Linked DNA regions of Mus musculus: regions 1, 2 and 4 are each linked to region 3. Evidence: chromatin loops called from intact Hi-C (ENCODE). Cell type or tissue: left cerebral cortex. All regions are shown on one strand.

Region 1 (8,000 bases), 250 kb after region 3:
AGAGGCTGACCCTCAGTGGGAATGAGGAAGTAGCAGTCTGCTGGGCCAAATGCTACTGTATGGTTGGCTCCTGGGAAGATAGATGGCAAAGGTCCCCTTCCTGTCACCCCAGCAACAGCTGCTGATCCTTCCTGTGAGGTAGCGCCTGCTCAGTCCCCACATGCAGATGAGTAGCTGTCAGAATCAGAACTGATGTGAATTGAGACCCACCTGCTGAACCTGACTTTGGTTCAGCCAACACTACCAGACACACTCTAAAAGGGTCCCGTAGTGTCTTGGTTATGTAGTGGTTATAAGCCTAAAGGCCAAGAATGTTCCAAGCATTAAGTGTTAACACATATGCACATGAACGACACACACATACATGCACATACAGTTGACAGATACTTTTGGCTTTACTTTCCAGAGACCATGTCCTCTCTCTTAAAGATTCTCCTCAAATACTCAGAAACAGAGTGACTAATAGTGATTTAAGGTCAGTGTCACAAAGAACCAGGACCTTCCAGACAGGTGCACTGGCTTTGACAAGGCTATGGGGCAGCCCTGTGTATACGTCCTGGGTGGGGTTCCATGGAACACTAAAGGATTCCTGTGGGGAGAGCAGGTTCCACCATGGACCAGGTGGCATGCAGTTGAACTTTTGGTACCCTGACTGTGGCACACTTTCATTATTAAAATGTGGTCTGGTCTGACGCAGCCTCTCTCAGGCGTGTGCTCATTCACACGGGAGATTGATAAGGTTATTAAAACCCCAGTTGTGCTATTTTGGGAAGCATCCGTTCGGCAGGGTGTGCTAATCGTGGCTGAAGAACTGGAGCTGCACCAGAATACAGGGTCATAAGAATCTCTCTTCCTTTCTGTGTGGAAGCGCGTCATCTCTAACAACCCCTCTTCCTCTGTAAGTCTTACCCGTTTGGATTGCCAGGAGTCTATGCAGTGATTAGGAAAAGCTATGTGTGTTCATGAGTCACGGTCCATAGCATATTTGGTTGAATGATGTTGGCTGAGTCCTGGCTGGAGGAAGGATCGCCCTAGAGGGCAGAGCGGCCAGAACTGCAGAACAGCGGGTGTTTCACACCATTCACAGGAGGCTTGTATCAGCCACCTCCAAGGAGAAACCCAGGCCTGGCTGCAGTCCCTTGTTCGGGCCTCCAAAGCCAAGGAAGTGGGCAGAACTCCATTCTCTTATAGAACCGGCATCTATTACTGGCCCGTGGCTTATATATCTATTTTGCAGCATTGGGGATTGAACTCAGAGCCTCTCGCCTCGTAAGCAAGTACTTTGCTATACCCACAGCCCCTAGGCATAAATGGTCTGACTTAGCATTCGCCTCGCCATGCTGTTGCTCCCTAGAACTGTGCTGGGGATTTTCCTGAAGAATGGGCTCTAGTAGCACCCCTGGAGTCCTGTGAGCCTCCATAGAGTCTCTTTGAGGCCATAGGCATGATGGGTTCTGTGTCGTCTCCCTCCACCCACCGCCCGCCCGTCCCCTGCCTGGCAGCCTTTCTTAGTTTTGAGGATGAATCAACTTGAGTTGAAACATGTAAGTGGAAGATGCTGAGCAGCTGCTCCCCCACTTTAAGTTGCTTCCACTTGGGATTTTCAGAGGTAAACAAAGTGGAGAGCCCTGGCACCCCGTGCAGTGCCGCATGAGGGTGGCTCCGGAGCCAGTGAAGTGGCGTTACTAAAGCTGGGAGCTCAAGATGGCAGACAGGCTTTAATGCTGGTTAGCAGAGACGAGTGGCCCACTGGATTTCGTGGAACAAGAAATTTGACCAGAAACTGCAGTGAGCTTGTGCTTGGTAAACAGCCAGCTCCTATGTAGAGACAAACAAAACCTGCTAAAACCCAACTTGTACAAATGCCCAGAGTTGGAAGATGAAGGGAGCCATCTGTGCCCTGTGAAGTCAGAAAACACCAGTGTCGTGGAATGGTGGAGTCCATGCCAAGCTCTGAGCCTTGCTCAAGGGTATCCACCAGTGGGGGGGCGGGGGGGGGGGAGGGAGGAACAACAGTGGCGGCAGCATCAGAGAGGTGTGAATTAAGAGTATAGTGTAGCCGGAGAGAGTACCCAGTGCTCTACCAGGCCAAATCGCAGCCCAGGACCGCAGGCTCGGGGAAGGAGGTGGAGCACTTAAATCACTGCAGGTCATCTGAGCCACACTCACGGTCACATGTGCAGCAAGGACCCATGTGCTCGAGTGCATGAAGAGAGGGAGCTGTTCAGGGTAACGCTGTAGCCAGTAGCTCCTCCTGAGCTGAGTGACCTCAGGCAGTCAACATTGAGCACTGCACAAAGACCGAGTGCTGGGACTGGGCTGACATGTGACAGCTAGCCCATGTCACCTGCTCTCCAGGCCTGTGTCTGTATTCCCAGCTATTTGAAGACTGAAGTAGGAGGATCATTTGAGTTCAAAAGTTCCAAGCCAGCTTGGACAGCCGCTGTCATAAAATTTGTGTCTATACCTCTTGGTTACCATGCTGGGCATCTTGGAGTTCAGTGGCTTTGTGGTGGAATCTAATGAGATCTAGCTTTCAGACAAGCTGCTGTGATGTATAGTCTCGATTGTCCTCTGTGAACTGCCGAGGATGGTTCGTCATTGCAGTGTTTTGCACGCATGCACATCAGGACCCCGAGAGAGGAAGCCCTTTGATTTCATTCTAGAATAATGAAATTGTTCCTGACTTTTGCAGGCCGGAAGCTCATTTAAGCTGCAGTCCAGCTGACTCTGAAAAGCCCTGCCTATCATCAGATGCCCAGGTCTGGTAGGGAGGGCCTTGAGTCTAGAAAGAGTCTGGAAACCCTGTCTTGGGTGGGGCATGAGGGAAGGTCTAGAACTCTCATTGAGTCCTCTGGTGGCCAAAGGATGGGAACAGCCACTGCCTGCCTGACACCCAGGTGCCTGCTTCACACGCCCTGTCTCATTGAGTTCCCTGCCATGGGTGTGGCCCCAGTCACTGGTGAGTCCACTTGGCATGGACTCTCCTTTGCCCCAGGCTGTGCTGCTGCTCATTGGCTGAACTGGTGCCAGCACCCGGGCCTTCCAGCTCCTGGACCAGCTAGAGAGACAGGACCTAATAGCCTGGGGAGGGGAGGCAGGGCTGTCAAGGCACCTGGTGTGCCAAGAAGGCCACCACCACACTGTTCCTATTCTGCAGAGCAGGGTCCTTCAGAAAGGACCCCTCACTTTGTGACAGGCCCCAATTGTCAGTGATCACCTGTGTATTTGGCTTCCTTCAAACCAGACAGGCTGTCATTGACACTCAGAAACTGTCCTTGCTAATTGGTAGCTCTCAGCTCCATCCTGGGCCTGGCCCACAGTTAGTATCTGTCTTGACAATGACAGTGTGTTCTTGCAGCATCTCGGGTTGACTCACCCTCCGTCTGCAGACATGCTGGCCATTTGGGAAAGGAGGCAGAGGCGTTGAGATGGGGAGGTGTCAGATTGTCACTGAGACATTTCTAATTTGTAATGTGTGGTTTTTGAAGCCAACTCTTCCCTCCTGCTTTTCCTGTTTTCTGCAGCACCCCTTGGGGAAAGACATTTTCTGCTCCTGCCAAGTTGGCAAGGCCTGCTTCCCGAGCCCGTGGGGCGCTGTAACTGTTGGGCCCAGCACCTCCTGAAAGCCCTACTCTCCTCCTGAGGGCACGCTGGGAGGATCATGGGAGAGACTGAAGGGAAGAAAGAGGAGGCTGACTATAAACGGCTGCAGACCTTCCCCCTGGTCAGGGTAAGCCTGAGGAGGGAGGGAAGTGGCCACCGGGCCTCACTGCCTGCAGGTGGGTGGAACTTGCAGTGAGGAGACCAGGGCTCTGCTGGCCTGGCTCCACCCCAAACATTAACCATCACAGTGATTCATTCTTTCATCCATCCATTCAATCACCAGCTATGTTGAGGCTCCCTGCTGTATGCCAAGCGTGGTCTAGGTGCTGTAGAGATGGTGACCAACAGGGCAGATAGATGGCGGGCAATATGTGCTGTAAAGAGAAACTGAGCTGGTACAGAGGCCAGTGCCTGGAAGAAGTCAGATCAGTGACCCTCATCAAGTTAGGTGGCAGGCCTTGCAAGGACCCGAGGAGCCATCTGTCCCTCAAAGGAGCAACCAGCAGAGGAGGCTGAGTGGGACAAGTTTGTTGTCACCAACATTGCTGATCTGAGGAGTGGCAGATGTGAGGTGGGGTCAGCCTGTGTAGGCCTGGCTGGCAGCCACTTGAGGAATATGGTGAAGAATGTGGCTTCTGTCCTGAGGTCCAAGGAGCAGTGAGGGGACAGGTGTAGGGTGTCACGTCATTAGAAAATCACTCGCTGTTCTTAGGAGAGTGAATTCAGAGGAAAGTGCTAAGGCCGCCCATTGCCCAGGGACTGAGGTGCAGTAGTCATGCCCTGTGGTGGAGGTGTGAGGCTGGCCCTGGCCAAGGTGCTCACTAAGGATGGAATCTGGATGCCAGGGCAAGAAAGCCAAGGAGCGAGGTTTACCTGGGCAGTGGGACCAGAGCGCAAGGAGGGGATGACCCCCACCCAGACCCCTGCAAGGTACAGCTGTGTGGAGGAAAGGCTTGGCTGAGGATGAAAACAGGCCCAGCCTCCATATGGGAGGAAGAGGAACCTGGCACACTGCCTGAGAAAGAAGAGCCAAGGAGCAGAGGGGAGCAGGGCCCCAGGAATGGCTCGGTCATCCCTTCTGACTCTGAAAGAGAGCCCGCTTCCTCTAGTGGGGCTCCCTCCCACACATGTCCCTGGCAGAGAAGCACAGGCTTCAGAGCCTGTAGCTCATTGCCATCATGCCTGGTCCACCCCAGCTGTAGGCCCCAGCCAGGAATAAATCACTTGCCCAAGGCTGAGCCAGGGAAGCCACCTAGTGTCCATACCGTAAGCTTAAAACTGAGAGGCTGTCCAGGAAGGCCAGGTCCCAGCTAAGCCTCTCTCTGTTTGTCCCCCTGCCCTGTCTCTAGCACTCGGACATGCCAGAGGAGATGCGCGTGGAGACCATGGAGCTGTGTGTCACAGCCTGTGAGAAATTCTCCAACAACAATGAGGTATTGGCATCAGTGCAGGTGGCCCCTCGTGCCTCTGGGGACCCTGTGTGTGTTAGGATGGCTCCTGTAGCCAGGTCCACAGTCCTGCTGGAACAAAGCTAGAGCCTTGTTTAGAGGTGGTCCCTATTCTGGAAGGCGAGTGAGAGAAGAGGGCGGTTCTAGCCAGGGTACCAAGGGCCACACCTAGCCCCTGAAGGAGGGAGGCCAGTAGGGTCTCCATATCACCTCTGCCCAGGACTCTTCAAGTGGGCTGTTGGCTAGGGCTTCTTCTTGGGCTCCATCCCAGCCCTGAGCAGAGGCCTGCCAGGCATTATCCATGATTCATCCATCCATTCAGAAAGGGCGGAGTCCCAGCTCCACAACAGGTATTGCTCGAGGTCCTGGGACTGTGGCCACGGGTCTCAACACAGCAGTGCCACTTATGAGGCCATGGTGAGAAAGAGGGTGGTGGTGTGGCCACGTCCCCTCTACAGCCTCCTCGGCTGTGTCGGCTCTGAACCCAACGCCCTAGTCTGTAGGCTGGGGGAGCGGGGTACCTCTTTCCTGAGCTATTGAGGTGGTGGGGACACAATGAATGCTCAGGGGCTCCAGCCCCTTCACGCTGAAGGACGCTTTCGGGAAGAGCCTGCATGGGAATGGAGAGCCATTGCAGACTGGGGAGTTTCTGAGGCCTTGGGGCCCTTTTCTCTGGGTTCGCAGTTGCGGGAGGGTGTTGGTGCTGATCTGGAACCCAGAGTGACACAGCCAGCCCTCAGCCCAGCCTTCCTCAAGCCATCACCTTCACCTGCCTGACAGGTGTCTGGGTGCTGTTCCCCTGCAGGAGGGACCTGTGTAGACACGTCTGTGGTGATCTTGCAGGCAGACCGACATCAGGCCAGGGCAGCAGCCTGTTTCTGCCTAGAGCTCAGTGCCACGCTTCCCTTTCTGGTGTAGGAGCTGGCATGTGCCTGTCACTATCCCTGATCGGCACCCTCTCCCTTCCAGAGTGCTGCAAAGATGATCAAGGAGACAATGGACAAGAAGTTCGGCTCCTCCTGGCATGTGGTGATCGGCGAGGGGTTTGGGTTTGAGATCACCCACGAGGTGAAGAACCTCCTGTACCTGTACTTCGGGGGGACCCTGGCCGTGTGTGTGTGGAAGTGCTCCTGACCCCCATCCCTGCAGCTCTCCCGCCTGTCCTCTGGGCTGGGGGGGGGCTCCCCAGGCTCCCCTAGGCAGAGCCTGGCTCTCTCAAGGAGAGTCAAGTCTTTTCTTTTGTCCTTGTGTACCAGTTTCCTGAGCCGCACCCAGAGTGTCCACTTGGTGACCTCTCCATGCCCAGGCTCCCCGTGGTTGTCTCCAAGCTCTGAGCTGTGGACAGGCATCTCTGTGTGCATGAGGGGTGGGGTGTGGCAGGTGAGAGGGTGAAGCACGGGATTCTTCTCCTTGAAATGGACTGGTCCCACCTTCCATCCCAGCAGCCTCAAAGCCCTTCTGCCCCAAGGACTGCTGGGAAGTATCTCCTGCCCTTGTTGTTAGTGGCCATGTGGAATCAGCCGGAGACTCCTCTCATGAGACACAGGGCAAGGCTCTCCTTTTCACTGGGGAAGGAGTTCCCTCTCCCCTTCCCCAGCCTGACCCGGGACTGAACAGCCCACCACATCTTACTGGACCAGCCATTCACAGCCCTGGCATTGGCCCGAGGATCACACAGTCTTCCTGTCCCCTTCTCCCAGCTCGGGCCACATGAACCTTTCACACCCCTTCCACCAGAACTGCTGCGTGGCCGAGGCTGGTGCGGTGGTGTAGAGCGACTTGTCAAAGTGTTGCTGAGCTCCCGGTGAGACACCTGGGCCAGGAGTGATCTCACCGTGAGGCCCCGTTAGCAGGGAAACCTGGCCTGCCAGGGACTTCATCAGGGACCGCATGCGATTTGTACTTCTTACCTTGCTGGCTTTTCTAGATTCTTTTTGAGTGTGGGAAGAAGGGTTTTAGTAGAAGGGTGAATCATATTTTACACAGCGGTCTTATTTATATAAACGTCTTGGTTTTTACAATTAAAACGACCAAAAACTAAACTTAGTCTGTGGTGTATTGAACTTTCCTGGAACAGGGGCTTCGTTCTGCCCTACTGTGCCTGTGTGCCCTGTTATCAGATCCACTGGACAGTGATGCAATGAAGGCCAGTGCCCCTGGGGACGTATGAGCATGCTTGTGTGTGTGCATATGCACAGGGCACACACCTAGACAAGTGTCACCACAGCCATCTGGGCAGATGTGAGCAGCAGGAATTAGCCCTCCTGAGCTGGGTGGAGGCAGCTCCTTGTTCCTACTGGGGTGGCTGCCAGAGAGATGACAGCCCTGCACATGGGACTGGAAGGGGCGATCAGGTGGGTGTGCTTCAGGAGGCGGTGAGGGGGCACCAGCCTGGAATAGCTACGGCTGATCAACGCCTGCCTTGCATCTGTTCATCCCTTAATCTGCCGCATGTGGGTGCTGGCAAGTAATGCTGGCTTAGCCAGCAACCAAGGTGCAGTGGTGACTGGGATTATAGGCCTGGGGTCCCCATATCTGGTCCCTCTGTTCCATACTAGGCCTCAGCAGCTTTGTCTGTAGAGTGAGTGTGACACTTGTCCCCAGAGGTTGCTGGGCATCTGCACAGTTGACACCCCAGTGACTTACACTGGGCGACTACTGTGACACTTCTCCTGCCAGCTCATGCTGGCTCATCTGGGCAGGATGAGGCTAATGTAGTGCCCAACCCACATAGTATCACAGGGCCACAAGCAGCAACCCCATGTCACCATGGTCATTGCTGTCACTGCAGTGGCTCTCTCCTGCTCCCGGGGAGTGTGGTTGTGTGGCTGTGTAAGGCAGGTAGGTGATAGGGCACCATAGTAGGGTACTTCTCTGGGAAGTACCCTCTTCCTGCTCCTCCTACTCTTCTTCTTCCTCCTCTCCCTCTTCTTCCTCTTCCTCTTC
Region 2 (8,000 bases), 61 kb after region 3:
AAAATATTTTACAAAGGAATTGTGATATATATTCGCATCAATTCCCCCTTTTTCTTTTCTCCTTTAGGCCTTCCTCTAACACATTCTTTCTCAAATTCACGGCCTCTGGCTTTCTTCCTTTGATGTTTGTCACAAACATATGCATGTATGTGTATATATTATATATATACATATATATGTATACATACATATATATGTATACATATATGTGTGTATATATATATATATACATACATATACATATACATATTTCAAAATGCAGTAATACAGTCTGCTTAGTTCGTATAATGTTACTTGTATTATATGATTTCAGGGCTGGCTGCTTGGTATTAGGTATTCAATTGGAAGCCTCTTCCCTGGGGAAGAATATATTCTCCCACCCTCACATTCCTTGGTTGCTCATAGGACTTTGCTGGGGTCCTGTGAGATCTCCCCTTCCACACTAGCATGTCCCTCGCTGTCTTCCTTTTTCTGGTCGTATCCCTGAGCCTTGTAGAGAGTTCATGGCTGCCGCTTTCCTGGCCTTTCCAGGAGACGAAATGTCACAATGGACTTCACGTCCCTTGGGCTTTTACAGCAGGTATGTTTTGTCTGCATGTATGGTGTGCCTGGTGCTGACAGAGGCCAGGAGAGGGTGTCAGGTCCCCCAGAACTTGAGTTAGGCCCCATGTAGATGCTGGGAATTGAATCCAAGTGCGTTCTCTGGAAGAGTGCTGTGACTACAGGTGCGACAGTGTCACAAGGTTTTGTAACGTACTATAGTGACTATAAGACAATGCCCCTGCCTCTGCCTCCCGAGTGTTATACACGTCACCACGCCCAGTTCTGTTGTATTTTTTTTATCATGATGTATTCCAGCAAGCATCCTCACTCTATTCTGACCCTGTCCTCTATAAATACATTTCCAAACGTGTATCCCCAGCCCTCAGGGACTCCCAGCACACGCCCCGTGACTCCCAAGCTTTGCAACTGACATTTCCCCAAGGAGAGAGAACAATGCACTGGACACGTGCATCCAGCAGGGTGAGGCTCCAGGCTTTTCCTCCTACTGTCTCTCAGACAGACAGATAGAGGGCCAGACAGACAGGACAGGCGGCCGAGAGGCACCAGGGGAAGGTGGAGGGATGGCTTTGACAGTGACTGAACTTTCTGGGACAGACAAAATGGAGATGGGGGGTGGTTATTGAGAGCAGATGTGCCACTCTGGCTTGAGGCCAGGACAGGTGACAAAGTGGGGCTCCGTCTTCTGAATATTCTCAAGGGTGTGTGTAGGTAGACGGGTAGCCAGAGAACCAAAGACTTAAATCCAGAAACCTGGCACCACAGACAGTAGAGCAGGACTATCAGTCCCAGAGCCCCAGGTGCATGATGGTAAAGTGGGAATGGGATATCCAGTCGTTGGGATAGCCTGGGTCCTTCCTAGCTGGGCACAGAGAAGTCCGGTTTCTCCATGTGGCCCACACCAGAGCCCCATAAGCTGTTGAGAAGGAAAACAGGATAGTCTAAAGTAAAGGGATCAAAAGTCTCCAGGCAGGGGAGTCTGGGTCTAGGTACTGATTCTTGATGTCAAGCTGCCTCTCCTGCTGCGTCCCTCTCTCCACTCCCAGAATGGAGAGTGCCTGGGGCCACCTGTGCACAGCCTCAGGCTTTGGCAGAGTGTACCCCCGAGGCAGATCCCAGGGAGCAGCAGCAACTCCTTCCCACACTGCTTTCTCGGGGCTGAGATGGGGGCAGGTGACAGAGGACATGGGAAAGAACAAACACAACTCTTCGGAAGGCTGCAGGCAGCTGGCCCTGGCTAACTGTCGGATCTTAGTGATCTTAGTCCAGTTCCTCCCAGGACCCCCTGAGGTGCTCCCGGGGGGCTGATTCCAGAGCCTCCTCCCCGAGTATCAGGCCAGAGCTGACCCTCTCAGTAACTAGATAAAGTTGGGCAGGCGGGGTGGGGTGCGTGTGTGTAATTCTGGTACTCAGGAAGCCAGGACAGGAGGACCAAGAGTTCAAGGCCAGCCTGTACTGCCCAGCAAGGCTGTCTCAGAATAAGTAAATCAAAAAGGGACACCACTGTAAGGCACGATGCCAGCCCTGTGTGGGGAAGGGCTGGCTTCCTGCCCTTGATTAGGGAGGGGCTCCTCTAGGAGTCTATGACAGTGTCTTAGCCATCTTACAGTGTTCGGTGATGGGCATTCAGAGCCCATCATTCGGCCGCCAGAGAGTCAAGGAGGTCCCTCTGCTTTTCCAACTGTGCCCTGGCTGCTCTGCTGCACCTCCTAGGGCCACCATTAGTTGGGCAAGGACTGGAAATAGAAGTCCCTCCTTGTTCAACAGCTGTCCTCAGACCCTCACCCACCCCCCCACACACACATCCCAACTTCTGGCACTGGATTTCAGCTTTTTGAATTGAGTGGAGGGTTGAAAACAAGAGGGATCCCCCTGTTACCCCCAAGTCCAAGGGCACCCAAAGAGGAATCCGGCTCTGTGGGGCCAGGCTGGCCTGGCACCGGGCCAGTGCCCCCAGTCACAGCCAGGCAGCTGGACACGACAGCTGCCAAGAATGCCAGGAATGTAGGCGGCTGTGTCCTTCCCGCTCCTCTTCCTCCCCCCTCCAGCCAGAACAGGATATTTCCTATCCAGGGAAACCCGGTCCCTTTATGGGAAAACCGCGGGGTAGCTGGCCGCGCTGCCTCTCACTGTATTTGTACGGATAAATTGGGATGGGCACCCAGAGTCAGGGTCTCCAGCACTGCTGGGTAGGTGATGCTAGGGCAGTGGGCATCTGTGTGGGCCTACTATGTGCTAGATGCTTCATCTCATAGCAACCCAGGAAGTTGTAAACTTCTCCAAGCATGGGGTGGGGGGCTGGGGGGCGGATAACATGCCTTTAATCCCAGAAGGATCTCAGAGTTCAAAGCCATCCTGGTCTTCAGAGTTCCAGGACAGCCAGAACTAAAGAATGGGACCCTGTGTGGTGCAATAGAAGGTGAATTGGTAGCTTGGGAAGCTACAAAGGCACTGACTAGCAAGCATGTTCTTAAGGCTGGCTACTGAGCCAGGTGGTCTCCATTTATCCGTGATAACTGGGGCCCTGTCCTGGTTCCTGCAACATGAGACCTCCCATTGGCAACTGATCTGTTTTGAAGCTAGCCAAAGGTGAATGTGGGCAGTCTGACTCTAGGTAGGGCCTGGCACCCCATCTAGAAGCTGTTCTACGTGGTCCCCGGGGCTGTGGGATTCAGGTTGGTCAGGAACCATACATGGGCTCAGAGGGCTCGTCCAGACTCCATTCTCATGTTGGTGGCCGAGGGGAGTCACAGAAACAGGGAGCATGCGAATGGAGCAGGTGAGCTCTGTCCACACCCCAGCCCTGGTATTTTCAGGGTGCATGCCCTGCCTTTCAAGGCTAGCTTTCTCTATTCCTTTGTCTAGGCTGTGTACTTGGGGCTCACCAAGGGATTCAAGTGGGGTCCCCAGCTTTTCATTCTCATCCAGCCTTAGAGCAAGTGACAGGCAGTGAGAAGTGTGGAGCTCTGTGACTCCTGCTTTCCTGGGCCCCAGTCATCTCAGCTGACTGGAGACCAAGGAGTCATTCTCATGGGATCCCTCCATCAGAAATCAGGAGGCCGGGTGATTTGTTCAGAGTGACAGCTGTCACCTGGTGGAGCAGTGACCTGAAGCTGGTCTCAGACTGGTCTGGGAGTCTGGATCCCGCCCCTCCTCCACTCCAGGCTCAGCGTCTGAGCTCTGGGGGTTCTGTCCTAGTGAGCACGGCACTGGCTCTGGGTCCCCCGGGGGGGGGGGGCTAGGGTCAGGTAAACAGGATCCCAGCCTAGCTGCCTGACCTTGCTTACCTCCCGAAAGAATGCGAGGCATTCTGCCCTGTCTCGAGGCTGAGTCACCCCACAGCAATTGCCCGCAGGCGGCCTCCAGCAGCCCTCTTTGACGGACCCCAGCCCCTTGCCTTCCCACCGAGTGATGTCACTCCTGTTGCCCCCCTGTCGGCCCCCCGTGGAGCCCACCGAGGGCTCCAGTTGCCATGACGACTGCTCACAACAGGAAACGAGGTCTGCACTGGGCAGAAACACAGGAAGCTGCGCTGAGCGCTGGGCAGCATTGTCAGCCCGTAAAAAACAAAACAGGACAAAAAGATTTAATGAGAACAATTAGCCCAAAGAAAGAGGAAAAAAAAAAAAAGAGGCCAAAAAAACAAACAAAGCCAAACAGCCTGAAGACAGGGGCTGGCTAGGCTCCAAGGACCCCGTGTTTTCCCGCCCACACAATGTAGGTTAAATAATATTTCCTTCTCAGAAGAGGCTCCTTGGGGCACGGGAGTCCTTACCGGTGGCTCCCCCTGCTGCCTCAGGTGCAGCACTGGCAGGCCCTGGGCACGACCAGCCCTGTTCCACTTTGCAGAAGGGGCACCCAGCTCAGTGGAGAAGATCTCAGCCAGTGGGTGCTCTCAGACCGACCAACGGCCCTGGTGTGAAATCAGTGCGAGTGACGTTGTCTTGAGACTTTTTTTTCGGTCTCTCATCATAATATCCTCAGCATCCTCAGTATCTTCCCAGCGCACCTCAGTGAGCTGGTACAGCGCAGGAGGTGCAGATGTTTGAGGAATGAGTTAGCGCATAAATTGACTTCCCTGGAGGCCGGAGTCGGTTCAGCGTAAACTAACTAGCATCAGAGACGGGTAAAAGGGCGTCATCGGGGGCCAGGCGCCCAGTTGTTGGAGCTGGAAAGACTTGGTGGGGCCTTATAGAGGCATGCTCACACCTGTCTTCCTCCCTGTCTCCCATGACTCTCTCTGATGGTAGGATCTCCCCTAGCTCTGTGATGTGGCCTGGAGGACAGCCTGCAATTCCGAGGAACCATGGGAAGCCTAGGAAATGGAGTAGGCCCTGGGCAAGCAAGGCTGCCATTAGCAAATCCACTCAATGCCCCTCTTAGGAACTGAGGGGTGTGAATGACCTTGGAACGATAGCCAAGCTAGACTCTGGACACATGATATTCAAGGCGCCCCCTGAGATGAGGCACCAGCAGGCACCTGAGGTGGGTCCAACGTCCCTGCCAATGATCAGCAACGGGAGGCTGTTCAGAGCCAGGCTGGAGAGTGGCAGGCATGCTTAGACAAGAGGCACTGCAGAAAAGAGACCAAAAGTAACACACAGGCATTTTGTTTGGGCAACAAAAGTGTATTTGTTCGACTCGTGTACAACATGAGCTCAGGCGCTGGAAAGGAAACCCTGGTTGTCCTGGGAGAGACCCGGACCCACAGGATTGCAGTGGAGACTAAATTAAAGGAGAAACGACCCAGGGAAGAGCTAGAGGAAGGGCCTGAGAGGCACTGGTAAAGAGTGGGACCTGAATGCCCAGATACCAGGGAGTCCTTGGTGGCTTCTCTCTCTCTCTCTCTCTCTCTCACTCTCTCTCTCTCTCTCTCTCTCTCTCTCTCTCTCTCTTCCTCTTTTCCTACGGGGTCTCACAATGTTACTGGCTAGCCTGGAATTATCTATGTAGACCATGCTGGCCTTGAACTCACAGAGATCCACTTGCTTCTCCTTCCTGAGTGCTGGGATGGCAGGCGTGTGCCTGGCTCACAGGTGGCTTTTGAGCAGGTGGTGATGTGTGTAAATGGGTCGGGTTGTTTTTCGGTGATCCCTCTGGACACATCAGGGTAGAGGAAAGAATAGGAGGACAGGGAGTCTGCTGACTTCTTTTCTTTTAATTAAAAATAAAAAATAAATAGCCAGGAGTGGTAGTAAGTCTTTAACCCCAGCACTTGGGAGGCAGAGGCAGGCAGATCTCTAAAGTTTGAGGCTAGCCTGGTCTACAGAGTGAGTTCCAGGACAGCCAGGGCTACATAGTAAGGCCCTGTCAGGAAACAAACCAAACCAAAACAACAATAAGTACATATACATGTATATATACAGATTTTTAAAAGGCATACATTAGAGTGCTCAGTCACCTTCACTGGATAGCCACCTCATACTGTTTGCTCGCTTGTTTTGTGCATATTGGTGTGCAGATTCTCACTACAATCCCTTTGCAAGTGAAAAACAAAGCTCAGAGAGGTTGAAGAATTTGTAGGAGGCAGCACAGCATAGAATGATAGAACTAGATTTGAACCATCTCACAACACAGAGCTGGCTCGGTGCTAAACCCTTGGTACACACAGGTGAGATCGAGGAATGACCTAGCCATCCAGGTGGAAGAGAGAGGTAGAGGGAGAAGGTGGCCCAGCAGCCCAGGAGGAAGAGGCCAAGGCTGAAACAGAAAAGAAGGTTTCTAAGCAACCACAGGATGCCCCTCAGGGCAGGCAGCAGAGGCCAGGGTTCAGTGTATGGGTGGAGGGCGGGGGTGGGAGTGGTAAGGAGGTGGCAGCAGCATCAGAGATGAATTTTTATAACCCAGACCTAGACCCTGGGTCTCGAATGGAATCTTTTCAGTGGGTTTACTGAGAGGAATGGCCTCCCACCTTGTCCTCTGGTCCCGCCCCAGCTTGTCCTAGGGACAATTACAAGTAAGAATCTGACATCCCATACCTGTCGGTCAGGTTCCCTAAAGGATCGGAATAGAGTGGACAGATAGAAGGACAATTAAGATGGTTTACACACTACGGTCAGCTGTGTGGCCCCAAAATGGCTGTCTACCAGTGGAAAGTTCAAGAATGTGCCGGCAGCTGATCAATCCTGGAAGCTGGTGTCTCAGCTGGACTTCAGTGTATGCTGGAAGCCTGAAGGAGGCAGCTCTAATGTCAGCGAAAGAACAGACCTGCCAGCGAGAGTGAGGGCAAGCAGGCACAGAGAGCAAGCTTCAGTCTTTGCTCATATTTATATAGGTTGCCAGCAGAGGGCGTGGCCCAGATCTTCTGACCTCAAAAGATCCAGAATGAGGGGCTGGAGAGATGGCTCAGCCATTAAGAGCACCGGCTGCTCTTCCAGAGGTCCTGAGTTCAATTCCCAGCAACCACATAGTGGCTTGTGTGTCTGAAGACAGCTACAGTGTACTCATATAAATGTTTTTTTAAAAAATCCAAAATAAGCCAAATAATCCCAGCACTCGGGAGGCAGAGGCAGGCGGATTTCTGAGTTCAAGGTCTACAAAGTGAGTTCCAGGACAGCAAGGGCTATACAGAGAAACCCTGTCTCGAAAAACAAAAACAAACAAACAAAAATTCCTCACAGCCCTTGGGGTTTAGTTCATTCTAGATGTAGTCAAACTGACAAGCAAGAGGCCATCACACATATCCCAGCCCCTCATGGGCTGTGAGCAGGTTTATAGAGAAGGCTAGGATGGCTTTGGAGCAGGAAAGGGAAGGCAGACGGCTGTGTGAGGAGGGCCACAAGGCTCCTGGGATGGTTAGGGACAGAAAGAAACATCACAGGGCTGGCGACATGGTTCTGTGACAGGTAGAGACACTCATTCACCTTCCGGCCTGACTGAGTTCAATCCCAAAGACCCAAATAACAGAAGGGGAAAACTGACCTGTGAATGTGGTTGTCTTACTTTCACACGTGTGTAGTTGTGCCCACCCCACGTTAAAAAGGGGGGGGTGCTAGAGAGATGGCTCAGCTGTTAAAGGAGAGGCTCGCAGCCAAAAGAACAACTGGCTGCTCTTACAGAGCAGTTTTGGTTCCCAGTACACACATGGGGGCACACAGATGTTTCTAACTCCAGTTTTAGGGGATCCGATGCCCTCTTCTGGCAGTCTTTGAGCACTGCACCTTCTTGCTGAACATGCGCGGGCACGCGCTCTCTCGCCTCTGCACCACCCAGGGATAAATGATTCCCCTCTCTGGGACTGAGTTCCTTCATCTGTGTGGTGAGATGACTATAACTCTGGTACTTCACAGTGTCCCATCTTTCAGGGCTAGCAGTGCAGGGAGGCAGAAGAAGGCAGATCTCTGTGTTTTCAGGGCCAGCCTGGTCTACAGAGTGAGTTCAAAGACAGCCAATGCTCCACAGAGAAGTCCTGTCTCGAAATAAAACTTAAAAAGCGGAGG
Region 3 (8,000 bases):
TTGGGAGGATGGTGCAGGGCTGGGGGTGGGGTGGGTTGAGTGACTTTGCAGTTCAACAGACTCAAATTCAGCTTATGCTGGCATGGCAGCGCATGCTGTGTGCCAGGCGACAAGCAAGGAGAGGCAGACCCAGTTTGTAGCTGAAGGGTTCCCGCTGGCTGTGGGTTTAGAGCTTCAACCTTGGGGCTGGTGTGTGGCTGGATGTTTTCTGATCATTCTGACATTTAATCCACACACTTTGTCCCCCACTTAGAGAATGTAGGGTGAATCACAGAAGGAAAGTGACGTGCCCAAGGTGACCCAGCTATTTAATTAGACTCAATGGAATCTAAGCTGCCAGGTTGCAGATGTCTGGTTCTGGGGTTCAGGGGCCACACTCCTGGCCTTGGTCCTGGCCCTGCAGACAGGCCCCTAAACACTGTGCTAATGGGTGGGGCCGCAGTTCACCTTCAGTTCCTGCCAAGAGGCTAGATTCACAGTCACAGGGGCTGCGTAGTTCTCAGAGACCCCTCAAGCAGCAGTCTTTGCCTGAGGACCTCCCTTGGTTCCTGCCCCCTCCCGGCGCTGACTCCGGGCCAGGAGAGGAAAGGCTGTCTCCACCCACCTCTTGCACTCTCCCTTCTCCTTTATAAAGGCCGGAACAGCTGAAGGGTGGCAACTTCTCCTGCAGCCGGGAGCAGCCTGCCTGCCTCCCCCGCTGCCTCCCTGAGGGCTTCCCTCCGGCCGCCAGCGCCCATCTTTCTCCAGAGAGATATTTTGCGCACACACACATACACACACGCGCAAAAGGGAAAGGAGGAAAAAAAAAAAAAGCCCACCCTCTAGCTTCGTTGCAACGAGAAAGCCGGAGCAGCCGCAGCTCGAAACCCGCAGAGGAAGCCCAGAGTGGCGAGCGAGTGGGTAGATAGACAGACTGACCCGAGCCGCGTCCACCTGTCGGCCCGGACCAGCCCAGCGCGCAGTGGGCGCGCCGCGCTCTCGGAGCAGCCGTGCCCGCCGCTTGGGCCCTGCGCCAGGGCGCACACGCTCCCGCCCCGCCACCCGGCCCGGGCGGGAGTTTGCACCTCTCCCTGCCCGGGTGTTCGGGCCGCCGCTGCAAAGCCAACTTTGGAAAAAGTTTTTTTTTGGAGACTTGGGCTTGGAGGTCCCCAGCTCTGCGCTTTCTGATCTGGGGGTCCGTTCCAGAAAATGTTGCAAAAAAGCTAAGCCAGCAGGCAGAGGAACACGCCTTTAGCGGGCGAGTGAAGACGAACCATCGGCTGCCGTGTTCCTTTTCCTCTCTGAGGTTGGAGTCCCCTGCGCGCCCCCACACGGCTAGACGCCTTGGCTGGTTCGCGACGCAGCCCCCAGACTGTGGATGCTCGCGTGGGCTCGGGATCCGCCCAGGTAGCGGCTTTGGACCCCGGTCCCTTGTCCAGGTCCTCCCCAGCCCCCCAGCGACGGAGCCGGGGCCGGGGGCGGCGGCGCCCGGGGGCCATGCGGGTGAGCCGCGGCGGCGGCTGCAGCGGCCTGATCGCCTGATCGCGGGGGACCCGAGCGGAGCCCACCCTCCTCCCCAGCCCCCAACCCTGGCCGCGGGGGCGGCGCGCTCCGTCTACGCGTCCGGGGCCCCGCGGGGCCGGGCCCGGAGTCGGCATGAATCGCTGCTGGGCGCTCTTCCTTCCTCTCTGCTGCTACCTGCGTCTGGTCAGCGCCGAGGTGAGTTGCGACGGCGGCTAGGGCTGGATCCTTCCCTGGTTGTCCCAGCCCCCACGCCTGGCCGCCCCCTCCTCTCCCTGCAGTGAACTTTGGAGCCTTGCAGCGCGTGAGTCAGGCGCCGGGCACTGGGTGGCCCCAAGGGCTGGGAGGCCAGGTCCGGGGTGCTGGGCTCCTGGGGAGGAGGCAGCGGTGGGTTTCTTTCCAGTGGACCAATCTAGATCCCTAAAGCTTTTAGTGTCCTAGAAGGTGTGTGCTGCCCTGCCCCCTGCCTCAGGAGCTAGAGATCTTAAGCTTCCCGGTTAAGGGGAAAAGGTGAGGTGATATCTAGGGTGTCTAAGGCATCGAGACCTCCTGTGTCCTCCTCAGAACCAGCCTGGGCTTTGGTTCTGCCCAGGACCCGGCCTGCCCTAGAAGTATGTGCCTTCGAACTCAGGATATCCAGAGATCTTTGGCAAGGGTTTTGGTCCCACCCTAGCTTCTGCACTGGTCTAGAGTGGGCACCTTGGGGTCATGCTGGACGATCCAAAAGCACCTTGTATCTTGGCGCAAGGGGTCCAGAGAAAGAGAGACGGAGACACTAGAGAGACAGGCAGACAGACAGACGGTAGGTTCAGACGCTTGGAGTAGAGACAGGACTGGAGGTGGGGCGCGCGCGCGGGGGGGGGGGTGTTGGTCTGAAGGAATCTAGCCCCCGGGGCGGTGTGTGTCTGAGGCCCAGCAGTACCTGCGCCGGCACCCTACGAGAGGAAGCACTTCTCTTCCCCGCAAGCAGGATGCGGAGCGCACGCCTGCAGAAGCCTAGCTGCAAGGGCGGTCGGGTATGGAAACGTCTGCGGGAACGATCAGGTCGGATCAGTGCCCCTACCCCTCCCAGCCTCACGTAGCAGTGAGTTGGCAAGTCTACCGGGAATCCAGGTGGGAAGGGGGCGGGGCAGGAGGAGGCGCGAGCCGGAGCGAGGCTAGGGCCAGGAGAGCGGATTGCCCGGGTCCTGTCCCGCCTTCTCCTGCGGAGGTCTAGACTCTACACCTAGTCGACTGCTCGCCGGGCCAGCCGGATCGCCTGCGGCCAAGCGTAGGAGACAGGAGGCGGCAGGGAAGGGGTTAAAGCGGAGGGCTCCGAGGCCGCAGCCCGACCTTGGGCCGCAGCCAGAGCAGGTTGTTTTGACCACGAAGGAGCCGTCGCCGTCTCCTTTTGTTCTTGGGGCTCCTCGAGGGCCGCCGGCCGCCCGCCCTGGGGGCCCCGCCCTTCCGCGGCTGCCCCCCGTGGCCGGAGCCCGAAAGAGAGCAAGCTGGGCTTGGCCGGGCCGCTGCAGGCCGCTCGCGGCACCCCCTCCCCTCCTCATTAGCAGCCCCCCGGGCCGCGGCCAGCTGTTGGGGAGGGGGACGCCAGGAGGCCCCAGCTGCCGCCTCGCCGCGCCGCGCCTCGGGGACCTGGAGGCTGGCCCGGTGCCAGGGCGTCCTGAGAACCGCGGCACCCCGCGGCTGCTCTCTGCAGCCCACCCCGCCCGGCCCCCGACTCGCTCACTCACCCCACGCATGCACACTCCTGGCCGGAGGCGATGCTCCGCTCCCGCGGGCGGGAGCGCAGAGCGACGGGCACGCACTAAGGAGGCCAGGTCGCGCGCCCGCCGCCACGCCCGTGCACACGCGGGACACACGCGCACGCGGCCCGAGTACACGTGCGCTCACACACCCACGCACGCACACAGGCACGCACAGTCCCTCTGTACACTCAGCGCCAGGTGCCCGCCCCCACGCAACAGGTGGGCCCTCAGTGCGCTCTGGCACTCCACCGCCTCTGTAGCCACCCCATTTCCTTCCTGGGGGTTCTGAGAAGGGAGGGACAACCCCAGATCCTGATCTGGACTCCACAGCACGCATTTTGGCCTGTTTAGAGTAGCTTAGCAACCCCTCAAAATTTACCCTTCTATAATGGCTTTTCAACCACCCCACGTGGTGTGATGTTGGTGTGACCCTGGAGGCCCCGGAGTGCAGGATAGCCATGCAACGAATAGCCATTTGATCATCAAGACAGAGGGACGCCACCTACCTGCTGAGTGTGTCACCCACAACCTCCCTTACTTGGTTAATCCTGGTAGGAGTATGGAGCCCTCCTTATGGGCACTGCTGGATATGTAACATCTGGATGAGGTTTCTCTTACCAGTCCATCTTCCTCCAGCAGCACTGCAGTCAGTCGCATTTAGGGTTGAGGCTGCTGCTCAGAAATTCAGCCTTGTCCCTTCGTAGACTACTGGGACCCTAATTACACTGCGTTTTGCAGTTGTCCAAGGTTTTCCCGATAAGCTTAGGGGTATTAGACTGAAATCATGCGGACATGTCCCCATAGAGACCAGCCCAGGCAAGCTCCAAATAACCAGTGTAGGGAGACACAAGCAGGACTTGCCTCTCTGGGTGACCCTGTAGTTGGCTGTATTTTACATGGAAGCTTAAGCGTTGGGAGCAGGCTGGTAGGGTTGAGGCAGTACTGGAGGAGAATCTGAACAGGCTGCTGAGGCCCGTCTCCATCAGCTGAGCTGGCTTCCCAGAAGGTGACTGTCATGTGACTATCTGTCTGCCTCAGCACCCTTCTGCCGGGAAGGAGTGGAGGGCCCTCCCCCCAATAGTTATCAACCACCACGTCTCCTTCTGGCTTGCTAATGTCCACGGGTGGAGGGTAGGGGGGTCCCACGAGGGTGGGGGGTCCCACTTGGCTGGAATCCCCCTGCCCAGATGTGTGAAAGTCAAGGTGATAGATTCTGGAGGCCCTAGTGCAAGAGCCAGGGTGTGTGTTGTGTGTAGGAGTTAACTTGAGGCGTTTGCCTGGTGTTCGAGATGCCCTCCCTCTTTCTGATGTCCTGTTTGTGATTTTGTTTTCTTCTAGGGTCTCATGTGGTTTTAAAGACAGAATGTGGGGATGGGCTTGAACCCTTGACCTTCCCTTGTTTGTTTGTTTGTTTGTTTATTTAGACAGAGTTTTTCTGTGTAGACTTGGCTGTCTTGGAACTCACTTTTTAGACTAGGCTGGCCTCGAACTCTGATATCGTCCTGCCTCTGTCTCCCGAGTGCTAGGATTAAAGGTGTGTGTCATCACCACTGGGCTCTGAGGTACTTCATTAACAGCATATGGCCCCAATGAACCCCGCCCCCGCCCCGCCCCCTGAGAATATACTCTTCTATCTTGGGACCTGGACTGTCAGCGGGGAGGAAAGGAGGTGGGAAGATACAGAAGGAGAAGCAGGCTGGGCCTCAGTTTCTCTTACCTAAAATATGGAGCAGATTGGACTCGGTTAGTGTTATGCATAATAGGGGAGTTGGGTCCTTTTGAATGGAGGTGAGGACAGGGATTGCAGTGGGTCACGGGGTGGCCCATCCCACAGACAGGGCCCTCTTCCAGCTTCCATGTGTTTCTCTTGCTGGGCTGCAGAAGAGGGGGAGGCTGAGCAAGAGAAAGGACGCCGCCTGTGTTGTGCCCAGAGAGGGCTTCTCCATAGAGCTTGTCTTTGCCATCTCATCTAAATAAGGCCTGAGACGCAAGCAGGCAAGCAGGCAGGCCCTAGGAGGCTTCGTCAGCTTCTGCCTCTGCCAGCCATAGACAACGCCCGGGTGCTGGGCAGAGAGCCCGTCTCTCTCATTGCAGAGGCAGCAGGCTGTGGGACTGTGGAGAGTCAGTCTCCCTCTCTCTCTCTCTCTCTCTCTCTCTCTCTCTCTCTCTCTCTCTGTGTGTGTGTGTGTGTGTGTGTGTGTGTGTGTGTGTGTGTGTGTGTGTGTGCACGCGCTTGCTCGCTCACATGAGTGCGCCCAGGTGGATGGTGGAGTTCAAGCCCTTTTGATCAGGCAGCCTGGCAGGGAGCAAGTAACTCACCTGGCCTCCCTCTTGCTCATGCCTCCTGCAGCTGGCTCTGGGGGTGGGGCAGGGAGGAGGCTGTTTCTCTGGGCTGCCAGGCTGGCTTGGCCCCACCTGCTTCCATCCCACACCCGCCAGAGATCTGGGGCAGCTTCTTCAGGTTGTCAGGTTTCCTGTTCTGTGTGTGTGGGTAATCTATGAATGGGTGCCCACCTTGAGGCTTCCAGAACCTGTGGCAGGAAAAAAAAAAAAAACCAGATTTCAGCAGCCCCATATTGGGGGCCAGAGGGAGGACTGTTACACCCAGACACATGGACTCTGTTTACAAACAGGTGCTTCTGAGAGTCCCTCCGGAGCACTGCATCCTGAAGTGGACCTCTAGCTGTTAACACCCCCGGACCCGGAAGAGACCCAGCAGCCCACGGGGCACCTGGTGGTGTCAGTGTGGGGCTAGGTGCCATTTCCTGTGGCCCTGCGTGGGGGATCGTGTAAAGTCACACCCCAGGGGGACAGCAGCTCTCCACCCACCTGTCACCATCCTTGGAAATGTTTGGAGCATCTGGTCCAGGACGCTGTCATTTGCTGTCCTCATAGGAAACACATGAAAAAATTGCTCAGCTGGTGAAGTGCCTTTTCTTTCTTTCTTGTTTTTTTTTTTTGTTTGTTTGTTTTTGTTTTTGTTTTGTTTTGTTTTGTTTTTTCGAGACAGGGTTTCTCTGTGTACCCCTGGCTGTCCTGGAACTCACTTGTTAGACCAGGCTGGCCTCAAACTCAGAAATCCGCCTGCCGGTGAAGTGCCTTTTATTTGGGACTGCTCTGCTGTGCACTGTTACAGGAATCCTCAGGACCAGCTGGGGTTAACCCCATTTAAAGGACAAATAAGAATCCCTTTGTGTCCTTTTCAGTGGTGTTGGGGACTGAACCCAGATCTTCACCCTTGCTAGGCAGTAGCTCTGCCTCTGAGCTACACCCTCAAGTCTTTTCTTTTCTTTGTTTTTATCTTATAATGGGGCACTACTAAATTTCCCAGGCTGGCCTTGAATTTGTTCCATAGCCCAGGCTGGCCTCGAACTTAAATCCTTCTGCCCCATCCTTCCAAGTAGCTGGGATTAAATGTCTGTGCTATTATGCCTGGCTGAAAGTAAGGTATTTATGGTAGGGTTCATTCTGAGCACCCTGGTTCCCCCTACACAGGGAGCCCCGGCTTTTTGTCTGTTGTGGGTCTCTCACTTCTGACTCTGGGAGTATTTGGGACCAGTGATACTGTAGCCTGTGTGACATCCTATGTTCTGTGGGACGGTGAATAGCACCTCTGCCTCCACCGCGGTGCCAGCAGCCTGTCCCTAGGCTTGACAACTAAAAATGTCTTCAGATGGTGTCAATGTACCCTGAGAGTGCCATCACTGTAATTGAGACTTGCTGTAAAACAAGATGGGGCAGAGAAGCCGCAGGGGTCTCAAATGATGCTGGGACTAATGATATCAGGACAGAGAGGAGGCATGCTTGAACTGTCCCCGGGGAGGGCCAGGAGAGGTTAGGCATGTTACGGCTTGGAAGGGGTCCACTCTGCCACTGGCTAGTCACCTTGCCTTGTGGCTGTGTATTAATTTTTCTAAGGCTCAGTTTTTCCATCTGGAAGATGGGACTAATGATAATGTTGGCAGAAGGGATCACACCTGAGCGAGCCTGCAGAGCAAGAGACAGACAGCCCTTCACATATTTTACCAATATTTATTGCACCAGCTGAGTGCTTTTCCCACCTCTACAGTCTCTACCTGGGGTCTTTCCCCACTCAGCCTTGTGGGGGGAGGGGTAAGTGGGCTGAGGATTGGGGCTAGGCCTGTCCGGGGCTCAGTATGTTCTACCTTACTGGCAGCTCCAGCCATCCCTCCACAAACACTTCTCATCCCTTAGGACAAGCAAGCCACCTTACACAGCCTGGCTCTGGCTATCCTTGGTCAACCTCAGGCAGAATTAGAATGGACTTAAATGTTTTCTAACTCAATTCGTTGATAAGAGGTCAGACCAGAGAGAGGCAGTGGCCAGCTAGAGGTCACACAGCAGAGGGTAGCAGTGTGAGGCTTGGAATCTAAATCTCTTGAATACCATTCTGAGTTGGGCGAGTGGCCTTCTTTCTCCAGCCCAGCTTCTGGCCATCTGTCCTGCATATCTCTGCCCAACCGTGAAGCAGCCATAGACACTATAGACACCACCAGACACCAAGTGCCTGCCCTGCTCCCTAGCTTGTCCGTCAAACCTCTAACATCCCTAGGATACCAAGCAGGTTTATAAACTCCATGACTGAACAAAGTGACCTTGGTGCTGAGAAGTCTCGGGAGCCAGATTTCAAGGCGTCCCCCTCAGCCCCCAGCCTGTCTCTTCTGGTTCCTAGGTTGGCTTGGGGGACCAGAGGTAGGCATGACTGAACCGCTACAGAGTTTTTCCTAAACATTAGAC
Region 4 (8,000 bases), 180 kb after region 3:
AGCTGTTTGTTACAGCAGCAACTTGACACAAATCCATCTACTGCTGGGGAACTATCTGCACCTTGAGGTCACGCAGGGAGAAAGGCAATTTTCTCACCGCACTGACTTTTGTTTCCCAAAGCTTCCACAATGGCTCACAAAGACTGCTGAGTGATCTGCTATGTGGATAGGTGGCCATCTTCTTCATCCTGTGGCCTCCTCAGCTTGCACAAGCACAGACACCCACACATTCAACTTACCTGCTCATCCACGCCACCCCACCGGGGCAGAACAACTCTCTACTTAGGTGATGTTCACCTCAGGTTTGCTGTCTTGCCAGCTAAGAGGATTTTCTCAGTAGCATAAAGACTTTGAGGGGGAGCAGAAGGATTTCAGTCAATGTACTTTCTATACATATCTGCAGGCGTGCAGGGATGGAAAGCTGAGATTTTCATCAGTGAATTTGCACCTTCAAGAAATGGTGCAATCGCGGGGAGACTTGTACAACCCTGTGCCCCCACCCCATTCTAATAAGCCAATCATGAAATCAAAAGATAATCCTGACCCTTACAAATCCCCACCCCTCCTCCAGCCCAGCCCTAGACAACAGGTGAACAGAGCAAAATCAGTGTTAATGTCCAATCAATATCATTAAGGGAGGATAGCATCTCCAGTGTGAATAGTACAACCCTATAGTGCTTAAACATTTAAATAGATAGAACATGTGTGCCTGTGTTCTCCAAGTAGGTGATGTATCTATGCATATTCATGCAGGCCCGAGTTTAGGGAAAGAACTGGGCTAGAGGACCCCAATGACTTAATACAGGTTATGAATTGCTCCTTCCCTTTCGTTTCCTTATTTATATGTGGTTAATTTTTTTTTCTTTTTGCAAAGAACAAGACCACTGGCCTAATGGAAACTCCGATTAAATAATTTTTCAATGTGTGTTTCCAGCGAGGTGGGCTACATCCAAGAGGGAAAGTTCCAGATCCCACTTGCGCCTCCCAGGAGCAATGGCGGAGTCATTCCTGCAGCTGTGGTTTGTAGAATTATGCTGTGGCCTGCGGCCTGAAAATCCCAATACAGATTTGACCATGAAGGCGGGTTCTGCTGAGTGACCCAAAGAAAGACTGCTTTGGACTCAATCTGGGATGCCCTGCGGTTCTCTTTTGAGACCTCTCTCTCTTTGGTTTATAAACACACTCGCCAAGGTCTACTTGTAGGTGTTGAGACCATGGTCGCAGGCCTGGGTCACCTCTGCAGTCACCCCCCCCCCCCCGCCGCCCCCTTCCTGCTGTGGCGTTTTTGTTTTAACTTATCTGAACCGGTTACAAAACCACACTCCCACGAATACATAAATAATGGATGGGGTGATGTGTTAAAGAAATCCCCACAAGGCCTGGCAAAGCTGCAGTGAATGCATTTCTGCTGTATCATATTTAACTGTTTGCAAACGTCTGCAGGAGGATGCACAGCGCCTAGAGACTCCTGGGCCTATCGCATCTCTCTGTCGAGGGCCTGGCAATTCTGGCATGAGGAGTTACAAGGAGGGTAGGAGGTGGCAGGGATCCTGGGCCTGCAGGATGAAGTGGGACAATGTAGGATTGCACTGCACCTCACTCGGCTTGGCAGCAGCCAAGCATCCATCGGTCTCCCGCCAGGACTGCGGGGGAGAGGACAGGCCCCTTTAAGAGCCTTCGCGCGCCCCCGCCCCGCGAGCGCTCATTTTCCCTAGCAACCGCCCCGGGGGAGGGGGAGGCCCTGGCAACGGCGCTCAGGCCCGGAGCATCACGTGACGGCCCGCAGCTGGAACGCGAGCGCGCGCCCCGCCGAGCGCCCGCCCGCCGGGGGCCTGAGCGCTGGGGCGCGTGCGCGAGCGGTGCAGCACCGGCCGCGGGAGCAGGGAGTATTATGGGCTGTGGGTGCCGCTGAGCAAGATGGAGCTGTCTGCAGTAGGCGAGCGGGTCTTCGCGGCCGAATCCATCATTAAACGCCGGATCCGCAAGGTGAGCCCTCGGCCGGGACAGCCCTGTGTTCCCCGCGGTGGTGTCGGAGCCCGCGGGGCCCTCGGGGTGCAGTGGTCCGGCTAGCCGGGTTCCCTCAGCCACCCCCGCGCCGCCGCCTCCTCGCGTCCCTGCATCTTCCCCACCCCCACCCCCTATTTTTTTTTTTTTCCTTTCTGTTTTTCAGGGACGCATCGAGTACCTGGTGAAATGGAAAGGGTGGGCGATCAAGTGAGTGTCGTGGGTCGTTGGCATGGGGACTGGGGAGGCGGCAAGAAGACACCTGGGCCTTGGATAGGGGGTGCGTGCTTGAGCCCTCGCGGTGTGCCCCTGCCCCTTGGGTTTTCATTTTGCTCTTCTGTACGCGTGACTCGGCAGGTACAGCACTTGGGAGCCAGAGGAGAACATTCTGGATTCGAGGCTCATCGCAGCCTTCGAGCAGAAGTGAGTTGGAGAAGCTGGCAGGCGCGGTGGGGCGCCGCGCAGGGAAGCGGGAAAGGCGGGCAGGGTCGGGGAGTGGGGCCCAGGAAGGGACCCTTTTTCATCTTTGGCGTTTCTTGACTACAGGGAAAGGGAACGTGAGCTGTATGGGCCCAAGAAGAGGGGACCTAAACCCAAAACTTTCCTCCTAAAGGTAACCTGGCCCAGCCCCAGCAGCCCCCGCTCGGGCCCCCAGCCAGGGCGCAGCACAGGGCCGGCCTGCAAGGGAGGGACAGATCCGCCGCTGCCTAGGCGGGCAGGCTTTTCCAGAGGGGCCCCAGCTGGGCAGGGGGTGGTTGTGAGTCCCTGACAAGTCCCTGGCAGCGGGCCGTAGCCAGCCCAGCCAGAGGGGCCTGGGAGTGGGGTAATCAGGGATGAAACCAGGAACTGGGGGTGGGGGATCGACTGTGCTCCAGGAAGCGGGTGAGTGAAGCAGGTGGGGCATACTCAGGGGAGGAGGTGACTGGGAAGTTCTTTTCGCTAGTGAGACCCTTCATCTCCTCCAGCCTTGAACACACTGGCCTGTTTTGTGATTTAGAGTCTTGGAGCTGTTGAGTATAGATAGGCTTACCTCCTGGCAAAACACTGGCCTCCCATGCCCTATAACTGCCCACCTCCTTTGGAGTGTATTCTGTACCTTCTCCCATAGCACTTGGGGGCCCGGCTTGAATTTGACCTTAAATTACTTCAACCTGAATTTGATCATTCACACTGGACTACCAGCTTTCGGGTCCTGAGCCTGTCTACCCCTAATCCTGATATTTCTGGAGGTTCCAATGAAGATGGGGTGGGGCATGGTGAACATAGCCTGTTTGGCAAGAGAGCGAAGAACTTCATGGGAAGCCATCTTGGAGAGTTAGGGGTGTTTTTGTTTTTGTTTTGTTTTGTTTTGTTTTGTTTTTGATGAGGAAGAACAGAGCCTGGGAAGAGGAGAGCAAGACGATCCCTGATGGCCACTTAATGCAAGGCGGTCAGTGTCTGCCTCCGTAGTTTCCCTAAAGAACTAACGATGCCCCAGGTCTTCTCACCAAATTTGGCACCAGCACAACACGGGAAGAGCTCCTTGGAGAAGAGACTGCAAGATGCAGAACCTCTTAATCTCCAATTTGTCCAAAGAGCTCCAAGCTCAGTGGGGGAAGGGTGGACCAGACCCCGCTGTCTTGGCCCCCTGCGCTGTCTTGGCCCCCTCCGCCAGCCAAAAGACTGGGTGTAAAGAATTAGCCTTGGACCAAATGCAAATGTGGCAAAAAAAACCCCTTGGTTTCTGGAATCCTATTGTCGCGTACCCCTACTCCCCCGCCTCTAGCCACGGTGCATCTTCGGGGATTAACTCAGCAACCTTAACCCTGATGCTTGATGGTGGGGAGGGAGTGGGCAGAGCAGCTGGAAGACTGGTGGGCTGTGTTGACAGCTTGTTGGCGCCCCTGGAGCACCCTCTAGTGGTCAAGGCGGTAATGATCTTGAGTATGGATTCTCAAAATGCCCTTTTCTTAAAAGTTGTCATTTCCCATTTGTTTTGGAACCCAGCAGTGCTGAGTCCTCTGCACGAATCATCTCCTTTAATCGTCTCAACATCCCAGTGGAGTTGATAGTACTAGTCCACTTTTATAGGTGGAAGTTGAACACACATCTGTAGGAAACAAGGCTCAGAGATGCTAGGGCAGGGGGTGGAGCTGCCTGCTGTAGAGCCTTAATCCAGAATTTAGGAAGCAGCTGGTGTGAAGGGATGCGGAGGGAGGTAGCTTAGGCTGGACCTGTTGCTTTGTGAGTAAGAGGCAGTTCAGCAGAATACACAGGTTTTTCTGCAAGGAGGAGTGCTGAACATCCTGGCGCCTTCTTGAGATGGCTGCCACGAACCCATTCCACACCATGGAAAAGAAACAGGTTAATAAGGTACCCACCACCACAGAGAGCTAGCAGCAGTGTCTCAATGCTGTCTGCAGTCCTCCCCAAACCCTGTAGCCACTCCTGTCCTGTTAGTGCAGTGAATGTGGCCTGCAGTGATTTCGAAATTCACTAAGCAGACCCAGGGCCTGTCAAAAACCTCCCAACCCAAGGAGAATAACATCTTTTTGTTTGTTTGTTTGTTTGTTTAATACGTGAGTGCTTCTGTGTGTGTGTGTGTGTGTGTGTGTGTGTGTGTATGTGTATACCATGTTCGTGCCTGGTGCCCATGGAGGCCAGAAATGGATCCCCAGAATTGGGAGTTACAGGTATTTGTGAGATGCCATGTGGGTGCTGGGAACTGAACCTGGGTTCTCTGGAAGAGCAGTCATTACTCTTACTCTTGAGCCTTCTGTTCAGCCCGAGAACTGTATCTTATGCAGTATGTTTAGACACTGTAAAGTAAGAGATTTTTCTTTTTTTTTTTTTTAAGATTTATTTTTTATTATACATAAGTACACTGTAGCTGTCTTCAGACACACCAGAAGAGGGCGTTAGATCTCATTATGGGTGGTTGTGAGCCACCTTGTAGTTGCTGGGATTTGAACTCAGGACCTTTGGAAGAGCAGTCAGTGCTCTTACCTGCTGAGCCATCTCGACAGCCCCGAGATGTTTCTTATAAGCCATTTGAAAGCATGTTTTAGGGAAAGCTGGTTTCTCAGAAGCCTGGTACCTACCAAGTACTGGCTGCCTCCAAATGTGTGGTCAGCAGGTGCTCTAATGTTGCTCACAGGAGGACACCATGGCAGGGACTCACTGAGATGGCGCAGAAAGGGAAATGAGGTTTGGACTGTTATCTTGGGTCCACTGTTTGCACACATCCTGACACTCCAAGGACCACCTGTTTCCCCCCCTCCCCCGTAGGAGCTAGCTAGTCAGTGGGGGCTGGAGAGATGGCTCAGCAGCTAAGAGTGCTATTCAGTCAGAGTACCAGATTCCCAAACACCTGCAACTCCAGCTCCGGATCTGATGATGAGGAAGTGGAGGCAGGATGCAGCGTGAGAGGATGGCAGGTCCTTGTTTTTGAAGAGATCCCTTAAGCTCCCCCATCAATGTACCTGGGAGGGGTGTAAGGGGCCCCTTGTGGAACTCAACTGGACAGAGCCCTGGGAGCTAGCTGTGTCTGGCTCAGTGCTGCCACCTAGTGTCAGTTAGTGAATGTGGACACTCCAGCCTGGATACAGAGCCCCGTAATCTTCAGATGTGTTTCTTGTCCCTTGAGGGTTTGGGGCTCCCTGGTAAGAAGACATCTGTTCACTATAAGCCAGGAGACCCCTGACTGGTCGTGATCTGGGTTTGTCAGGAGGTGTACAGGTTTTCTCTTTGTACTCATTAAGCATCCAGTGTGTGGGGACTGTGGATGGAGAGTCCCGCCCACCCCCAACACAGATTCTTTCTGGGGACCCCAACAAATTATCCATGGGAGTAAGCTCCTCCTTGGTGCCCCTAACTTCTCCTAACTAGACTAGAGTGTCACAACCGAACCCCATGCTTTGCCCCATGGTGGCTGGGGTTGCTATTAGAGTCAGGATTCTTGTCTTTCCCTATTTGGTCCTCAGCCACAGCTGTCCACTCTTATCTTTGCATCCTCTGAGCACTGGGATGTGGCCTGCATGGGTCTCTGTCCTCATGTCCCACCCTGGCCTCAGAAACTGCTGGGATTCTCTCCATATCCTGGCAGTGTCCGGTCTGTTTTCCTCTCTGCGTTCCATAAAGTCACCACCTCCTGCTAGGTAGCCCGTGTCTCTAGAAAGTAGCACCTTATGGAAGGCATCCTTCAGAGTAGAGCTGTGCAGCTGGCCCTCATCCTTAGAGAAGGAAAGGCTGGCTATGGAGAAGTCGTGTCTGCTCTCTGTTCTAAGTCATCAGGCAAGGGGTGAGCTGGTGTGGGGCTCTTGTGAAGTCACTAGCAGCTGAGCTGCTGTTGGGTCCTGGGGCTTTTCAGAGATCACACTTACCTCCACTCCATTGTCTTGTGCCCACCCACCCGAGGCCTAGGCTAAATTCTCACACTGGCTTCTGAGTATAGGCCTTTGAACCGTTGGTGTGAATGCACTCTTGCCTAGGGTCAGGGCAGAGAGTGGCTGGAGCAAGGGCCTTTCTTGAAATCATGGTCATCTGAGGTCAGGGTGAATCTACTCTGGCACCAAGAAAATTAGCCCTTGGAAGAGTCCCAGGCTTGCCTGGGATCCGTAACAGGGAAAAGGGTTCCTCACAAGGTCCCTGTCATTATTGCTGAAGCAGCAAGAATGGCGGGGTAGTGGGCATGGGGAAGGGTAGGGCAGTGCGCACACACGATGACTTAGGGGTAGTAAAAAGACCTTAAGAATTACCTAGCCCTTGTAGACAAATTACACACCACCGCCTCTCTGGACTGGTTTCCTGTTTGGTTTGCTTTGGTTTTTTAGAAGAGTATTATGTAACCCATACTATCCTCAAACATACAGTGTAGCTGAAGATAACCCTGAACCTACGGTCGGTGCACCTGCCTCCATTTACAGGTGTGCCCCCATGTCAGGTTTATTTGGAGCCGGGACGGAACTAGGGCCCCGCGCATTCCAGGCAAGCCTGAGCTGCACGCCCCAGTGCACTTTCCCTTTAATTGTCTGAAGGGTCATAAGTCACTGATTGTTCTGGGTACTCTTTCTGAACGTGTACTGATGGAGCTCGGGGCTATCTGGCACAGGGGTGTCTAGGGACCGCGGGAAGTCTTGAGGTCCCACACACGCCCCTTTGCCCGCAGGCCCGGGCCCAGGCGGAGGCCCTCCGCATCAGTGATGTGCATTTCTCTGTCAAGCCGAGCGCCAGCGCCTCCTCGCCCAAGCTGCACTCCAGCGCTGCGGTGCACCGGCTCAAGAAAGACATCCGCCGCTGCCACCGTATGTCTCGCCGTCCCCTGCCACGACCAGACCCACAAGGGGGTAGCCCTGGCCTACGCCCACCCATCTCGCCCTTTTCTGAGACCGTGCGCATCATCAACCGTAAGGTGAAGCCCCGGGAGCCCAAGCGGAACCGCATCATCCTGAACCTGAAGGTGATTGACAAGGGTCCGGGAGGTGGCAGCACTGCGCAGGGCACCGGGGCACTGGCCCGCCCGAAAGTCCCCTCGCGGAACCGGGTCATTGGGAAGAGCAAGAAGTTCAGCGAGAGCATGCTCCGTACCCAGATCCGCCACATGAAGTTTGGCACATTTGCGCTCTACAAGCCCCCTCCTGCCCCTCTGGCGCCCTCTACTGCGGGCAAAGCCGATGTGGCCTCCTCGGGGCCTGGGCTGCTCCTGGCCACCCCAGCTGCTGCCCCCTTTGACGCACACAGCTCCAGCTCTTCCGGCTGCCCCTCACCCACACTGCAGTCCTCTGACCCAGACGATGCACCACCCAAGCTACTCCCGGAGACCCTGAGCCGATCTGTGCCCAACTGGCGAGAGTCAGAGGTGCTCGATCTGTCCATCCCTCCTGAGGCGGCTGCCACCGGCCAGCGGGTGCCTCCTGATGTCACTGGTGCTGCGGACCAGGCGCTACATACAGCTCTGGAGCCCACAGGTGCTGGCTCCTCCGAGCCTGAGGCTGGGGACTGGCGCCCCGAGATGTCGC

Evidence for each region. A loop is a pair of places that touch in the nucleus more often than their neighbours do. Peaks named below come from ENCODE experiments on the same cell type or tissue, not always from the same donor. Only the 100,000 strongest peaks of a DNase experiment are listed, where the experiment ranks them.
Region 1: a loop joins it to region 3, with 4 times the contacts of the local background. A loop is called at or near these places in 3 of 42 quality-filtered maps.
Region 2: it touches region 3 in a loop (2.9-fold over the local background); 18 of 42 quality-filtered maps call a loop at or near these places.
Region 4: it touches region 3 in a loop (5-fold over the local background); 3 of 42 quality-filtered maps call a loop at or near these places.

The regions. Positions count from the first base shown.
Region 1 is chr15:79,760,549-79,768,548 of GRCm38, reverse strand. Dnal4 (dynein, axonemal, light chain 4) reads left to right here. Exons shown (of 4, transcript NM_017470.2): 2 at 3,528-3,733; 3 at 4,956-5,039; 4 at 6,024-7,100. The coding sequence starts at 3,665. The coding sequence ends at 6,188. Among named protein-coding and RNA genes, the nearest start is that of Dnal4, 9.9 kb to the left of the region's middle. In left cerebral cortex, CTCF peaks have their summits at 4,872 (motif pointing left) and 7,502; DNase peaks (open chromatin) are centred at 1,628, 3,445, 4,788, 7,420 and 1 more place; H3K27ac peaks cover 7,786 bases.
Region 2 is chr15:79,946,685-79,954,684 of GRCm38, reverse strand. It overlaps a transcript of Cbx7 not described here. Among named protein-coding and RNA genes, the nearest start is that of Cbx7, 18 kb to the right of the region's middle. RefSeq lists an enhancer at 2,220-4,748. In left cerebral cortex, CTCF peaks have their summits at 4,357 (motif pointing left), 6,860 (motif pointing right) and 7,705 (motif pointing left); DNase peaks (open chromatin) are centred at 4,108, 4,304, 5,077 and 7,712; H3K4me3 peaks cover 904 bases; H3K27ac peaks cover 1,691 bases.
Region 3 is chr15:80,007,634-80,015,633 of GRCm38, reverse strand. Pdgfb (platelet derived growth factor, B polypeptide) reads left to right here and starts at 657. Exons shown (of 7, transcript NM_011057.4): 1 at 657-1,698. The coding sequence starts at 1,636. In left cerebral cortex, a CTCF peak has its summit at 3,737; DNase peaks (open chromatin) are centred at 4,510, 5,261, 5,622, 6,007 and 7 more places; H3K4me3 peaks cover 5,046 bases; H3K27ac peaks cover 5,681 bases.
Region 4 is chr15:79,828,129-79,836,128 of GRCm38, reverse strand. Npcd (neuronal pentraxin chromo domain) reads left to right here and starts at 1,796. Exons shown (of 9, transcript NM_001013362.2): 1 at 1,796-1,986; 2 at 2,171-2,214; 3 at 2,362-2,427; 4 at 2,551-2,617; 5 at 7,151-7,441. The coding sequence starts at 1,918. It overlaps Cbx6 (chromobox 6), which reads left to right and starts at 1,796. Exons shown (of 5, transcript NM_028763.3): 1 at 1,796-1,986; 2 at 2,171-2,214; 3 at 2,362-2,427; 4 at 2,551-2,617; 5 at 7,151-8,000. The coding sequence starts at 1,918. In left cerebral cortex, CTCF peaks have their summits at 3,900 (motif pointing left), 4,883 (motif pointing right), 5,551 (motif pointing left), 7,632 (motif pointing left) and 1 weaker place; DNase peaks (open chromatin) are centred at 6,869, 6,956, 7,210, 7,676 and 10 more places; H3K4me3 peaks cover 4,317 bases; H3K27ac peaks cover 5,790 bases.